2 separate regions of the Homo sapiens genome follow, and region 2 is linked to region 1. Evidence: chromatin contacts called from ENCODE Hi-C or POLR2A ChIA-PET data. All regions are on one chromosome and are shown on one strand. The core of a region is the stretch at or near the end of the contact, and the rest is flanking DNA. Distances in the headings are between cores, read along the strand shown.

Region 1 (2,837 bases), core at 146-2,645:
CCTCCTGCTGCACAGACCTGTGGTTCCACTCAGATCCCAGCACAGAATTGCACCTGACATTGGGTCTCCTGGTTCTCGGCAGCTGGATCTGGTTCTGTCCCTGTGGGGAGGTGGCTGCACCTGCAGGTCCTCCCGGGATCCTGACTGATGCACAATAGACAAATCACCATGTGAGGAAACGCTTCAGGGAGGAGGGCGTCTCCACTCCCCAACAACCCAGCAAGACAAATCCAAAGGGATCCAGGAGAACGGAGCTAGCAGGAGCCTGCTGCTAAGGAGAACGAGTCGAGTGTTCTCATGTTTCTGAGGTTATCTAACAAGATGCACAGACTCACGTGGGACAGACATCATTTCAGGGCAAAGATGATACGCTGAGTGTGGGTTGGGTATTTGTGGCTTGAATTTTCAAAAGCATTTTAGGTGCATAGAAAACTATTCTGCAACAAACCATTTCACAAAGGATATCAAACTTTACAAGCACAGTGGAAGCTTCTAGTGTAACTCTCCACCATCATGTTTGCCTCCCTCCCTCTGAGAATCACACCTGAACTTTAGGTTTACTATGCTCGTGTATTTCACTTTCACTGCATTTTCATGTATGACCACTTTTCCAGTTTATTTTAACCTCTGTAGAGTACTCCACGCCATGAGCTCCAGCTGGTGGACATCCGGGCTGGCTCTGTGTTTTTCATGATCACAGACAAACAAAGCTGCCATGAATGTTCCAGTGCCTGGGTGCATGTGACACACTTGGGGCCAATGAGATGCAACAGGCCTTTTATTGTGGCTTCTGAGAGCAGCAGAGGCTCTTTTCTGCCGGGCTGAATCTGTCCTCAGCCATGACAGGAGATACTCTCTAAGAATGGTCCTGAGAGGGAAAAAGAAGAGCCAAGAGGCCAGGAGACACTCGTCCGGACCTGATGACATCATTGCAGCCTCTAGATCCAGCTGTGCCTGCAACGAACAAGGCATTCCTGGCACATTTTAGTCACCTGATGTAATAAAATTCTTTCATTTAAAGCTATTTAACTCGTTTTCTGTTGCATGCAACCAAGAGTGCTGACTGATTAAATCTTCCAATTATATGATGTTTTTACTTTAAAAGGAGTATTCAGTGCCTTCACCTGAAAGGAGCAATAATGGTAGTATTGAAGGCACACAGCAGTCCAGTGGTACTTAGAGGGTCCCTAAAATTATACTGTGTGGCCGGTTACTACTCAGTCCTTAGATTCAGCTGGTTCAGCAAGAAGAGTCATCAAGCTATCAGCTCTCTTCCCTCCTTTCTCCTGAAGGTGTCCTTCTTTACCTTTAAGACAGAGCACCCAACTAGCTTTGGCTGTTTTCAATTAGGCCTTCAGCTAAGAAATGGAAGGAAAATTTAAGGCCAGAATCATCGGAATGCGATGACGTGTACTTTCAAAAATTTTCCAGGAGGAGCCGACCTCATTCAGGACTTTGATGCTGGATTGAGTGCTCTGGTTCCACTCAAAGCTTAAGAATGCTTGACCTCTGATCTGTTAAGGCCTCAGACAAAGGGCAGACAATTACATGCAGGGAGAGAAAAATAGTTTTCTGGTTACAAAGATAATTTTTAATTGTTCTGCAATTGATGATTATCTAAATTTGAGTTTTGGTGTTTTTTTGTTGTTGTTGTCAACGTAAAGGAGTGAAGGATCCCACCAGCCTTCAGGCCTTGCTATTTAAGCAGGATGAACTAACACCTGCAGAATAATATCTGCATCTGTCACTGCTTAGTTGGATTTCAGGCCATGTCCTTTCGTCTTGCTAATCAGTTTTCCTGATTTCCTGGACTAATAACTCTTTCTCTGGTCTCCATTAGCTGCACATGCCATTTCTCTTGTAAAGACCTTTAAGTTTATGTTCTTATTTAAAGCAACGTTTGATGGACACCAGGCTTGCTTATTGAGTGTGTCTCTGACCCTAGGTCAAAGCAGAAAATGGGATTTTTGAGAAATGTCACTGAGGTCATGGTCGCCAGGATCAGCATAGTGAGCACAGACCCAGGGCTCAGAGGGCTACAGCAGGCAGCAGGAAACATCGTGGTGGTAAACTCCCGGGTCCTGTCTGAAGTCAAGTACCAAGGAGAGAGAATGGAAGCTTGGCAGTTCACTGAATTTATTCCAGAAGGCGAAGCTTGCACCTTCTCCTTGGTATTTGACTTCAGATAGAACCCAGGAGTTTACCACCACAATTCAGAGCTGACGAAGGACTGAGTTTTTCTAGATGAAAAAAAAAAAAGTTACCAAAGTGATTTGCACATTGTAGAACATTTCAATTCACAGATTTAACATCAGAGGCTTTAATGATTTGTAAATGACTCTGTGTGTTAATTGGGATGGCTTATGGGCAGTTAAAAGATCCCCAAATCTCAGCAGCTTAAAATAAGAAACAGCTAATTCTCTCAAATGCTATGTTTCCCTTCTGTGAATACAGTGGTGTCTGCACATTGTATTTGCTCAGGGCCCCAGCCTTCATCTTGACACATTTCTAGAAAATCACCATGACAGGTGGAAGCTAAAGTGGTTTAATGAACATTGGCTCAAAAATGATACACGCTGCTTCCACTCACATGTCTTAGACAACACCAGTCACATGACTGCACCAAACGGCAAGGTGGCAGGGAAGTGCAATTCTACCAAAAGGCAGGAAGGAAGCCCTTACATATTTAGCAAATAGCACTGATGGCCACCATACCCCATCACATGCAGCCATGCCAAGCTTGGCTGAGTCATGAATTTGATTCCCATGCGGTCAAGCTCGGGGGTGGAACAAGACCTCTCGCCTGGTGATGAAGGCTGGCCTCCCACTCAGTATTT
Region 2 (2,833 bases), core at 233-2,732, 100 kb before region 1:
TTCTGCATTACGCAGGGCATACGTGTGTCATTTAGGTGTTAAAACAGACCAGAATGTGTTCTCCTGGCCAGAAGTGAGCAAAGCCAACTCCAGCTGCAGTTCCCTGACAGCCCAGTGAATTAGGCTGAAGGAAATGGCCCCACGTGGAGGTGGGAAAGGCCCACAGAGGATGGTCGTGGTGGGAAACTCAGCAGGCAGAAATGTTCTCTTGGTTTCTGGGAGGCTGGAGGTTTCCCAAGGGGCCGATGAAGTTTCAGCCTCAACTGATGGCAGCAGCCTCTCCAGATGGCCTGCCACTGCCATCACACCAGCTGTAGCAGGGAGGTGCAGCCGGGGTTGACCGCTCCATGGAGTTGACAGGAGCTGGGGACAAGTGGGAGCCCTGCCCCTTCCAAGCTGGGGCAGGAGCTCCCCAGGTGCCGCTGCAGCCATTCATACCACGGCTGCAGGCCTGGGCTTCCCACTCCACAGAGCGCGCAGGAGCCCCACCCTCCTGTGAGGGGTTGCACCAGCCCAAGTCATGGCTGCAGATCTGAGCCTCCCTGTGCTCTTTGGGGGCTGGGAGCAGGCAGGAGCCCTGCCTTTCCAGGTGCAGCTGCAGCTGCCCAAACTGTCGCTGCAGACCCGGGCCTCCTGCTCCATGCAGCAGGCAGGAGCCTCACCACCTGCAACCCGCCCCCCAGCCCCCTCCAGGTACAGCTGCAGTCACCCAAACCCTGGCTGCAGACTCGGGCATCCCTGCACTCTTGGGGACCCAGGGAGGCCCTCCTGCCATCGCAGGCTCGGAAGTGCCTGCTCCTGCTGCCTGGCTTCTCCCTACTATGGGTGCCAGCTTCATTCTTGAAGCAAAGTCTGGGCCTAGCCCGGGTGCCATGAAAGGCAGCAGGAGGCAGACAGATTCCTGGGTGGAAGGGGATGGGTCCCCGGTGATTCCCAGCCACATGTCCAAAGAATCTTGAAGGAATAGGATGGTTGGTGTGGAAGAAGGCTTGTGAATTCTGGATTTAGCTTTGAGTGCTTCAGCCGACCTGGAATGTATACCTGTGCAGGTGGTTGCTGGGTAGGGTGACCACTACTGTCTCTCTCCATCACCCAGGGCTGTGCTCAGCTCAAAGCAACAGAAGCCCAGGCATGGTGGCATCTCCGGGGGGACGTTGCCTTATTCCAGATTCTCAGGTCCAGGGGCAGAGGGTCCAGGGGAAGTCTGGGGCCGCAGGATATCGCCCAGAGCCTGGCTTCTTCTGCCTTTCTGCCACCATCCTCAGCTGGTGCCTTCACCTTGAGGCCTCCTGTGGCTGCTGGTGCTGCCGCTCTTGGCCTCCTGTCTGCCTTCAGCCAGGAGAGGAGAAAGGAGGAGGTGAGAGGAGGAAGGGGCTTAAATAGAAGGCCACACTTACCCAGAATCCCTAGTAGCCGCCTGTTCTGCAACCCCCTCCTTCCCGCACCCCCCCACCACTGGCTAGAGCTGTGTCACACAAGGATGAGCAGCCAGAGAGCTGGGCACCATCCAGGGAGCGCGTGATCATCAGGGTCTTGTTGGTAAGAAAAGGGCATGTGGGTAGACATCTGGAGTGCCTGTCATGGTCCAATTAACTGGCTAAAGGGATTTGTGGGTGTGCAGCTGTTTTCAATCAAAAGTACGTAATTCACATCTTCCCAAACACAGATTCCTGCTTTTGAGTAATGAAGGCGGCCAAACCACATGACCCTGCCTGCAAAGATTCCACCTGGACTCCCGGTTCCTCCAAGGAACCGTCGTGTGGTTCAAATCCAACAGAAATTCTCCAAATCTCCACCCTCCTCAGGGTGCAGAGTTGGCTGCTTCTCTGTGCCCCCTGCTGATCACCACAACCCCTGGGTGCCTCAGCCTGCGAAGCCCCAGCTGTCCTCCGTCTGCAGACAAGCCAAGGTGTGAAAGCCTCCTCGCTGGCCCAGGAGCCTGTCATTGTCCTCCAGCAGCTCTAGCCTGGATGCGGTCCCAGAGATAAATCATATCTCTTTAAAAAGCCACAGTGGCCCATTATTTCTGCTTGAAAACACCCCTGGCTCTCTGCTGGTGAGCTGGGTGACAGGCCCCGGCTGTTGTGCTCAGCGCTGCATACAGTCACATCAGTCTGTCGACTTGTGTAGTGAGCAAGCTGGTAGCTTCAGATGGCGTGCACATGAAATCCCGTCCTGGCATCCAGGACTTGGCCGGGGGTTGCAGGGAGCCATGTCTCCTGAACAGGTAGTAATATTTTACAGTCCCCGCCTCATGCCCATGCGAAATGCCCTGTTCATACCTGGCTACATGGGCAGTAGCAAAAAAGACACAATGGCAATCCCCGGGCTACCTTTTGCAATATTCAGCAACACTTTCTCAAAGAAATTGCAATCTTGAAAAATAAACTGAATACAATTAAAGAATTACTCTGGATATCTCAACCGGAAGAACATTGTGAACCACCATACACCCATCACACAGGCTCACAGTTATCAGGGTTTGCTCCTTCCTTCGAGCTCTCTCCCTTCTTCCTGCCAACTTATTTTAAGGCAAACCCCAGACCTCACGTGGATGTTTTCTAACATAGCTGCAATATCTTTATCACCTCCAACAAAATTAAAAATAATTCCCCATAATTGTCTAACATTCAGTCCATGTTCGAATTTCTCCAGTTGTCTCCCAAATGTCTTTTTCCTGTTGCTTTTTGTCAATCAAGATTCAACAAGGGCCACATGGCATCTGGTTGTTAAGTCTCTAGTGTCTCTTTGGTTGACAGTGATCCCTTCTCCCTCATTTTACTTTTCATGTCGCTGCTTGTTGAATTCCCAGGAGCAGTTGCCTCTGGGGTGC

The links. Hi-C counts contacts between places; a loop is a spot of excess contacts on that map. ChIA-PET counts read pairs that join two places held with the same protein, here RNA polymerase II (POLR2A).
Region 2: a loop to region 1 is called in a map of Caco-2, with 5 times the contacts of the local background. The contact joins two enhancer-like sites. A Hi-C loop is called at or near these places in 1 of 168 maps with a recorded cell type or tissue (Caco-2). POLR2A ChIA-PET finds 5 or more read pairs at or near these places in 3 of 52 experiments (A549, Caco-2 and OCI-LY7).

The regions. Positions count from the first base shown.
Region 1 is chr20:48,294,254-48,297,090 of GRCh38, reverse strand. No RefSeq gene overlaps it. Among named protein-coding and RNA genes, the nearest start is that of LINC00494, 64 kb to the left of the region's middle. RefSeq lists enhancers at 209-953, 954-1,697, 1,698-2,443. Within about 2 kb of position 1,395, at least 9 of the 41 ENCODE cell types and tissues checked have a DNase peak (open chromatin) inside an H3K27ac peak, as active enhancers do.
Region 2 is chr20:48,396,365-48,399,197 of GRCh38, reverse strand. It overlaps LOC105372643 (a long non-coding RNA gene), which reads right to left. Exons shown (of 3, transcript XR_936812.3): 3 at 1-1,329. Among named protein-coding and RNA genes, the nearest start is that of LINC00494, 38 kb to the right of the region's middle. Within about 2 kb of position 1,482, at least 2 of the 41 ENCODE cell types and tissues checked have a DNase peak (open chromatin) inside an H3K27ac peak, as active enhancers do.